Linked DNA regions of Mus musculus: regions 1 and 2 are each linked to region 3. A link is a contact called in ENCODE POLR2A ChIA-PET data. All regions are on one chromosome and are shown on one strand. Each heading gives the region's core, a stretch centred on a gene start or an enhancer-like site at or near the end of the contact. The rest is flanking DNA. Distances are from core to core; before and after follow the strand shown.

Region 1 (3,147 bases), core at 326-2,825, 120 kb before region 3:
TGACAGGGCAAAGTTAACTCTCATCAGTGAAACCCACATCGGTCTGGGTGTCTCATAAAATCTTGCCAACATAAAAAAAGCAGGTATTTGAAAGATAAAGAGATAAAACCCCAACATATGAAAATCAACAGGGTCTGAAAAAGACATTTCCTCAAAGGAAATAGCAAACTAGCAAGCTGTCCTAAGAATTATTCAAGCAATAAAAAGTACTAACTAAATAAATGGTGTTAAAACCAAGTTTAATAGAAATCTCACACGCCCCTCTCAACACCCCCCCCCCCCCCAGCCAGAGTATTCCCCTTTGCAATCTCACCAAGCTAATAAACATCTGTGCCCGGAGGCACCAGCTTAGCAAGTAAAAGGCTAACGAGGGAGAGGCTTAATAGCCCCCTTTCACATGCAAAAATAACGCAGAAAACCGGGGCTTCCACTTGTTAAGTTGTAAAACCCAACACAAAGTGGAGGGTGGAGGAAAAGAATTAAAAAGCACAAAACCGCCAAGGCTAACCCATCGAATACTGAAAGGTCAAAGGGGTTCCGAAAAGGCCCCTCCCATGCCCACAAGCAGATTCATTCCAGACAATACTAAAAAAGCCCGAACCCGAGAAACCAAGGGCCCGCTACCTTCCGGGAAGCATCGGGAAGGAACGCCAGAGCGGCCTTGGGGCTTCAACCCAACCTTTTCCCTTTTCCCTCGATCTGACCAAATTCTGGAGAGGAAGTGGGGAAGTGGCGAACTCTTTTCACCGCTCCATAATCCGGTTGGTGCCCTTCCCTTTCCATTTCATTTTGGTGCCAGGCTCATGCAACCAGGAAAAGGCGCCTCCTCCCAACCCCGCACACTCGCAAATCTCTGGCGCGTCCCCAGCCCCGAGGCTTCGGCTTGCAGTGGCCACTGCACCCGCCCGGAACCGACTCCTCCCACTTGATGAATGTTGCTGGGACCGCAGGGGAGAAGGGTGGCTCTACCCAACTCGCCCCCAGCACCTTAGGCCCCGCTCCTGCACACTTCCCCATCATTCCCAACCCTGAGGACCAACCCCAGAGTGAGGGGCGTGGCTAAGAGGCAGAGAGCACCGCGCGTGTCCCCTCCCGAGCGCGCTCCCGCGTTACCTTTTACCACGTCACACTCGATGACGCGTCCACGGCGCTCGAAGAGGCTGCGCAATTCCTGACTTGTACATGCAGCCGATACATTGCCCACGAAAATCTTCCAAGTGTTCAGGGGCCTCGGGCGCGACATCTCCACCACGAGCGCGCGACCTGGACGCAGCTCGTGGCCATGCAGGGCCTCGATGGCGCGCACCGCGCCAGCGTTCTCGCGCATGTGCACGAAGGCAAACTGTTTCATGACGGCGCAGCTCATGACCGTGCCATAGGGCGCGAAGAGAGCTGCCAACTCCTCCGGTGTCGTATCCGCCCCATCGACATTGCCCACAAAAATCTTCATTTTGCCGCCGCAACCGCCTTCTCGGAGAGACAGGACCTCTCCTACAGCGACAGGCAAAACGTCCGAACGACCCGCAGTCCTCCACAGGAATGGCTGGCGACCGAGAACCCCGCCGCGCAGGCGCTCTAACCTAACCAATTGGAGGCGGCATCGCGCGCGGATAGCAGCCAATCAAACAGGTTGAGAGCAGATGTCCTTTGACGCAGCCAATCCCAGAGGGCCTGGAGCCCCTTGTTAACGGAGGGGGTGGAAAAAGCATAGAGGCGCGCGACCAACCGCCACCTTCGGGGGGAGGGGAAAGGAGGGCTGGGGACGGGGAAGCGCGCTCCGGCCGAGTCCGCAGAGGCCTAGTCAGAAGAGCTACCTCCGGCCAGGGTGTGGCGTCCCGGCGGGGCCCCAAGGAAAACTTTGTTCTTTAGGGAAGTCCGGGCTCCTCCGTTTGAGCTGCCGCAGCCAAACCCTGGGTGTTGTGATGGCAGCCTCAGCGTCTGCGGTAAGGCCGCGCCCGGAGGAGAAACCAGGACAAACCCCTTTTAGTCTGGGATTGGCCCCCGACACTATATGCTTGGAGTAGGAAGGGACTGTAACTCTTTCTTTGCAAGCACATTACTTGGGGTTGCTTGAGCTCTGGAGGATTTTGCAGACAGTGAATATTGAGCGTCTGTCTGTCTCAACCTGATGGAATTTCGAGAATTACGATGATGACCATTTATTGTATGCATGAAGTTTATCACAGTATTATGTTCCATAAAGTAGAAGATCAGTAATCCTGAGGAAGCCAAAAGTTGGATCTTAAAAATATATGAGGAGGGGGCCAGGAGTGGTGGGCACCCTTTTAATCCCAGCAACCAGGAAGCAAAATCGAAAGAAATTTGTTCGAGGCCAGCCTGGTCTACATAGTGAGATCCAGGATAGGCAAGGATATAGAGAGACCCTGTCTTTAAAAAAACAGCAAAAACTTAGAGGGGCTGCTCACTGGTAAGAGAGCTTGCTGCTTTTCCAGAAAACTTGAGTTCGATTCCCAGCACCAACATGAGGGCTTACAAACCAGCTAATTCCAGTTCCAAGAGAACTGGCCATTGCACATCTGTGGTACGCAGAGAAACAAGCAAAACACCCACACACATAAAATAACGTTAAATTTAAAAAAGGCTGGAGAGATGGCTCAGTGGTTAAGAGCACCGACTGCTCTTCCAAAGGTCCTGAGTTCAAATCCCAGCAACCACATGGTGGCTCACAACCATCCATAGTAAGATCTGTCGCCCTCTTCTGGTGCATCTGAAGACAGCTACAGTATACTTAGATATAATAATAAATAAATCTTTTAAAAAAATTTAAGCCATCCCTGTAATCCCAGCACTTGGGAGGCAGAGGCAGGCAGATTTCTGAGTTCGAGGCCAGCCTGGTCTACAGAGTGAGTTCCAGGACTGCACAGAGAAACCCTGTCTCAAAAACAAACAAACAAAACTAAAAAAATTTCAAAAGAACAGAACAAAGCAGCCCACTGCTGTACTCACAGCTTTAAGGGTCAGAAGTTGAAAGTCATCCCAAATTGCCTGGGATATGTGAGACCCTATGTCAAATAAACAAATAACCTTGGGGAGAGGTCTCTTGAGTCTTGGCGGCTTTCTTTTAATGTTTTGTGTGTATGAATGTTTGCCTGTATGTATTCATATACCACGTGCATGCAGTGCCTG
Region 2 (3,224 bases), core at 545-3,044, 73 kb before region 3:
ATCTATTTGCAATAATTGATTAAGTAAAAGTCCTCAAGAATTAACACCAATGGGTGGAACAGGTAGAAGCTGAGGACACTGAGAACAATTCTTTACAATATGCCATGCACATTCTATAAAAATGCCTACAGCACACTATTCAATTATCTGTGTTGAAGTAGGAGGAAACTCAAAAGAGCAAACGTGATCTAGTCACGTAAACTTCTCTCCCATAGAAGTGCTGTTTATAAATACAGTAGATGCATTCTTTTTTTTTAAAGTGATAAGCACGATTCTTTTTTTTTTTAAGATTTATTTATTTATTTATTTATTTATTTATATTAAGTACACTGTAGCCGTCTTCAGACACTCCGGAAGAGGGAGCCAGATCTCATTTCAGATGGTTGTGAGCCACCACGTGGTTGCTGGGAATCGAACTCAGGACCTTTGGAAGAGCAGTCCGTGCTCTTAACCCCCGAGCCATCTCTCCAGCCCCAGTAGATGCATTCTTTATGGGATACATTGTGGAGAGACCTATAGGGTACTGCTAGGCAGGAATCTGACATTGGCCAAGGACAAGGAAACAAGCCTCAATCTTTAGGTTGTAATAGGGAAGCAGGACAAGGCAGAAACTCCAATCTCGGGGTGGTACAAAAGAAGCAGGCCCTGGGCAAGATCCAGGCTTTTGGCCTGTCATGCATGTCACTACTGGAGTGGATGTAGCAGTCTACATAGGCCCTGTTTTGAAGACAAACAAACCAAGGGAACTGTCTTAAAGACTTCAAAAAACTCCTTCATATATACATACCCTGCACACTCCTCACGTACACACAAGATTTCTGTGACAAGGCTGATTTTAACCGCTTTAGATAACATACGACAGCTCCTTCAATGAGCTGAGGATAATTTTTGCCTCTCCGATACAAAACCAATGGATTTTTGTATCCAAGCAGTTTATGGACATTTCCCTTTCAATAATAAAAAACCCTCCTTTCCGGTCCCTCTCCAAGTGTGCAGAGGCTTACGAGAATGCATCTTGGTTTATGATTCAATTTGTTATTCCCTCATACATTTTTACACTTTGGAGATTTTTTTCCCACCCTCTGTTTTCAGTTGTGACGCTGTCCCTTGGCAGTCCTGGAACACAGTGCTTTTAAGTGATTTACGGTACGATCCACCCTTTGCACAGCTTTGTTGATTATATAGATGTCTTTTAAGCCTCACAACAGCCAGACTCATGTAGCCTACGCTCAAATTCTCTTAGGTATCCAAGAATGACCTTGAACTTCAGAACTTTCTGTCTCTTCCTGAGTGCCTCACCAGGCTAGGTTTATTCCGTGCTCGGGGATGGTACACAGGGCATTTGTGAGAGCTAGGCAAACACTAGCCACTGAACTACCTACATCCTCTGGTCCCACAACCCATAATATTACTGACCGTCTGGTGAATGACAATAGGTGCCTCAAAGGTGAGATCACACCGTGAAGGCAGGCTGAGGAACCAATTGTTTGGGTTCACCTCTTATCAGAGTCATCTGTAAGCTTCTTTTTCTTTATCTACGCAATGGGACTGCACTGACCTCACAGGTCTGCCATGGTTAAAAGGATCTGGCTTTTCCTGCGTAAGATAGAAAAGGGCGTAGATTCTTATTTTATTGTCAACCTAGTGTCCTCTCCCCTCACTCCACCCTCTCCACCCCCCCACCCACCCCCCCCCGCATCCCGCACCCCGTGGTCCACGTGCCTCGCGTAAATAAGCGAGCGCGCAAGCGCCAGGAATCGGTGCCCATTGGCCGCCCCGGCGTTCTCCAACGTTGTAGGGAAACTCTCTGTGGCCTCTGACAGCAGGCTCCGCCTCGGGTCTCTTGATCCGTGTGTTTGTGGGTCAGTGAATCCGGGCGAGCAGCTTCGACCTCGCTATGGCGCCCCTACTGCAGCTTCTGTGGCTGCTGACACTGCTCTCGACTGTGGCCCTGAGCCCCGTCCCCGCCAAGCCCTGGGCAGATGACGAGCAGGCCTGGAACTTGTCGTCCCAGGAGCTGCTGGCCCCCGCCCGCTTCGCGCTGGACATGTACAATTACGGCCGTGCTGCGGGGACAAGGGCCGTGCTAGGAGCGGTGCGCGGACGCGTCCGCCGGGTGAGGACGCGCGGGGAGCGGGCGCGGGGCCTGGGCCCAGGAATGGTGCAAGGTGGAGTTTGGCTTAAATTTGGGATGATGGCCAGGACAGGGGAGGGAAGGACCTGTTTAGACCTGTATCCGGTAGGGAGGCACAGATGGGCAATGGTCTCCTAAGAGGAGTAAAGGGGGAGGGGATGGCTGGGCCAGCCCCAACTTCTTCTCCATCCAGGCCGGCCAGGGCTCTCTGTTCTCCCTGGAAGCCACACTAGAGGAGCCACCTTGCAATGATCCCCTGGTGTGCCCACTGCCTGAGACGAAGAAAACAGTGGTGAGTGAAGAGGTCAGCTATTGTTGGCCCTAGCTGGCAAACAATTGGAATGGTGGGTCCTGTCGAGGCATTGGTTACTCCTGAGATACCAAGTTAGAGACCAAGATGCTCTGAAAGGGTGGGTGTTGGGGTGCTGGGTGTCTGCTGCTGGCCTCCCTCTTTCACCAAGTTATGACTGCCTTCCATGTGGCTCTCCTTTGAGGAACTTCTAGCTGCTCTTGCCAGGACCTTGTTTCAAACTGTCCCAAGACCGTCTTCTTTCTATGCCTCCAGCTCTGCAGTTTTGAAGTCCTGGAAGAGCTAAAAGAACACTTGCTGCTGAGGAGGGACTGTAGCCCAGTGAATGCCAAGGTCACAGGTGCTGGGATTGCTCAAGGAGACTGGGAGAGCCCAGACCATACTTGAGTCAGAATCCAGCCTTAATTACTTCTCTGTTCCGACCCTATCCAGAGTTTAGAAATGCGACTTTCAGCTCATTCCTTCCATTGTTGGACAAGGATCCCCTGCCCCAGGTGAAGACCCTGTGTCGAGGAGAGACAAAGGCCCCTTAATCCTCTTTCCCTTCTCTTCTCTTTCTCTGCACGCCCCTTCTCTCTCTTCCCCCTCACTTCCTCTTCCCATAGTGACTTCCCTGTCTTGGTCCTCCAGGGTAGAGCTCAGTCAGCTCACTGGGGTCTGGCTGGACTTGTAAGTGAACATCCTTCCGCCTTCCTAGGACTTCTCTGTGAAGATGGCTCCACTCTTCAAGGACTTCATGACCACCTATAACCGGACTTATGAATCAAGGGAAGGTAGGCC
Region 3 (2,977 bases), core at 221-2,720:
GGGCATGTTGGCGCAGCTGGTCAGGGTCCTGGGCACGGAAGAGGCGGCTAAGCAGGGCATAGATGTAGGGGGCTTCAGGGGATGTCTGGAGCAGCACTGCCAGGCCCCCATACCAAGCAGCTCTAGACAGGTGATGGGCATAGAGGCGCTCTGTGGGTGACAGCAGGCGGAATGCCTCCCTGCAGTCCAGGCTAGACACACCAATGTCATTGGGCAGGATGTACTGGGTATCTGCCATGAGCCCTGCAAGAACACATCACAGTCATCTCAGAGAGCGCAGCATCTTCGCGGCTGCTCTGAAAGCTCATGAGCTAACTAACTTCTTCCATCCAGAAGTCCAGGAGGGAGTAATCCAGTCGCATCCATTCACCTGAAATGCTGGGATTCAAAGACTCAAATACTTGCGGGCCAGCTTTGGCCTGTGGCCTCTCAGACTTAAAATCTGAATCCAATCACTTCATATTACAGATGAGGACACTAAGGCCCAGGATGCCAAGTGTACGAAGGAAGAACCGGCAGAACACAGCCTCATTACTAGACTCCCAGCCCCAGCCACTCCCTGCCTCATCTCCACCTTCTCAGATGTCCTAGTCTCTGTTCAGAATTTCCCAACACCTCTAGCTCATCACAACTGCTGACAAAGGCTTCATGCTGGATATCCACCCCACCGTCCCAACCCCGCTCCACCAAAAGGTCTAAAACCCAGGGCAGCCGCTTCACCTCCCTGCACTGCTCTTTGCTCCTCTGCAACACTGACTGTGAGTATGACACCAAGCTCAACAGCTGGGTATGAAATCCAGGACAGGGATGTGACCCAGTTGGTAGAGTTTGTCTAACCAACAACCAGGCCCAGGGTCAGATTCCAAGGTCAGTCTGGGGTACATAAAACCTTGTCAAAAAATAAATCAAAAACAGCAATGATATTTTGTCCCAGCTTTTCCCTCCTAGCATCTGCCCCAGTCTCATGTCTTTCTTCAGCCCTTCACTATCCTGTTTTCTTCTGTTGCTCTGTTGGGAAGCCATATAAGGGCACAACCCATTTTCCAGATAGGAACCATATGACATTTGGAAAGCAAGCAACTTATCCAAAGCTTTTCAGCTCAGTTGGGACCCAAGGAATTCCGAACCCACCACATTCTCCACGCTCCGCCCCTGGCTAAGGACACGTTTCCACCCTCTGTACTCCTTATTTGCGCGGCTCCGCCCCATCTACCCCTTCGCTCGGAAAGAGGTGTTAACTCTTTACTGCCTGGAAATTCTCCTTGCCCAAAAGCTGGGAGAGATTTGGAAGAGGCACTGAAGGGTGGACAGAAAGGGGATGATCTTGCATGCACAGCCAGGCCTCGCTCTGATCTCCTGAAGATGACACACCGTGACCCCAAAACCAAGGCGCTGTACCTCACCTGCTGCAGCTGCTCCGTTCGCAAACTCACTTCCTGCTTCCGGCTCCCCGCCCCATTCATTGGGACACAAGCCCCGCCCCTACCGACCCGTAGTCGCCCCAGGGATCAGACGGACAGCAGCTACAGCCAGTAGAAGAACCGAAGACAGTTCCTCCCCTCATCTTCTCCCCGCCCCCAAGCGCTACGGGTGGTGCCTGCCTTGCAAGGACCGCGAGGCCTTGGCCTTTTGTCTGCTGGCCCTCACTGCACAGAGGCGTGGCGTAGGGCGATGTTTGGTGAAAAAGTTTGAGTTTCTCAGTACCCCGCGTGGCTGCTGTCGGGTACCGACAGAGGGGACTGACAAGGTCCCCAAACGTGAGAGTTCCTATACATCGGGAGCCTCCACACATGTAGCTGGGAGCCTGCTCTCTTTGGGGTTTCACCTCCAGTGTCCCTACCCTGGATTTGGCAGTTAGGAACCTCCACTTAGAGAAGACTATAATAATGTGGACCCCCTCCTCCCTGGATTTAGGATTTGGAGATGCTATTTGGAGACTACGAAGCTCTTACAAAGAGTGTATGTAGGCTGTGCGAATAGTAGTCCCATCCACCAGTAGTCCCAGGGGTGCAGAAAAATGCTACAGGTGCTCCACTGGGTCGCCATGGAAGCCATCCTTAAAACATTGGGAACCCCAGTTTCCTCAACGCACTTGAAGTCGAGGCCAGCTAGTAGCTGGCACTTTCTTAGTGTGACCACTTGCCAGCTAGAATAGAAAAGCGGTCTCCAGTGACATTGACTGGAGGGCAGCCCAGGATGCAGACAAGCATGTTGTTTACTCTTGGTAGTCAGGGAGGAGTCTTTCTGGGTGACCCATGGCTCTTGCAAGTACTTGCTGACCAGATGTGGTAAGCACTGCAAAGAGCTGGGGCCTGACTTAGGCTGTCTAGGGTTCAATCAGATGTCTGTCTCCTACCAGCTGTGTGACTTTAGATAGCTCACTTCTCTTACTCTGGAACACTGTCAGCTTTACTTCAGGACTAAGTCTACCCAAGGGATGGGCAGCCATCAAGAGGTAGTGCTGTCCCCTAGAGTTGTGTAGGAGGTAGTGTTTCGGGACTGAAATCCAACACACCTTCCTTACCTTGCCTATTTAGAGGGGCCAGAGCAACCATGTGCTTAAGGCCAGCCTTGTCACCACAGCGCTAGTAGCTCTTGGTTCTGATTGGTGAGTGTCATTATAAGGGGGAATTCTGTAAAAATGTGTCCCGAGGAAAGTCCTCTTCTTTCCTTTTGCCTGTTCTCATTGTTTCTAGACGAGGTATAAAGTTGTCTGACTGAGACCCAGTTGAAATGTAAGTGTAACCAGATAGGAAAATAAGGGCTATCCATAGCCACCAAGGGCAAATTCAGGCAAGTGAAGGATCCCAGGGCCCAAGACCCCCAACCAAGCTGCATGGTGTCGTGTTATAACCGCAGTCAACAGGAGTGCATGTTAAATGAAGTCCTTTACCAGCGGCTTGCCATATAGAATTTCATTTAATTCTTGCAAAAACCCTGAGATAACATATCACTGTTGTACCAATTGCACAGGTGA

The links. ChIA-PET counts read pairs that join two places held with the same protein, here RNA polymerase II (POLR2A).
Region 1: POLR2A ChIA-PET joins it to region 3 with 13 read pairs in embryonic stem cell. The contact joins the promoter of Rbm14 here to the promoter of Dpp3 in region 3. POLR2A ChIA-PET finds 5 or more read pairs at or near these places in 3 of 5 experiments (Patski and embryonic stem cell).
Region 2: POLR2A ChIA-PET joins it to region 3 with 11 read pairs in Patski. The contact joins the promoter of Ctsf here to the promoter of Dpp3 in region 3. POLR2A ChIA-PET finds 5 or more read pairs at or near these places in 3 of 5 experiments (Patski and embryonic stem cell).

The regions. Positions count from the first base shown.
Region 1 is chr19:4,810,059-4,813,205 of GRCm38, forward strand. Rbm14 (RNA binding motif protein 14) reads right to left here and starts at 1,576. Exons shown (of 3, transcript NM_019869.3): 1 at 1,114-1,576. The coding sequence starts at 1,450. It overlaps Gm21992 (predicted gene 21992), which reads right to left and starts at 1,541. Exons shown (of 3, transcript NR_157185.1): 1 at 1,114-1,541.
Region 2 is chr19:4,853,371-4,856,594 of GRCm38, forward strand. It overlaps Ctsf (cathepsin F), which reads left to right and starts at 1,795. Exons shown (of 14, transcript NM_019861.2): 1 at 1,795-2,116; 2 at 2,328-2,426; 3 at 2,700-2,784; 4 at 2,877-2,938; 5 at 3,142-3,217. The coding sequence starts at 1,898.
Region 3 is chr19:4,926,817-4,929,793 of GRCm38, forward strand. Dpp3 (dipeptidylpeptidase 3) reads right to left here and starts at 1,471. Exons shown (of 18, transcript NM_133803.2): 1 at 1,404-1,471; 2 at 1-243. The coding sequence starts at 238. It also overlaps a transcript of Peli3 not described here.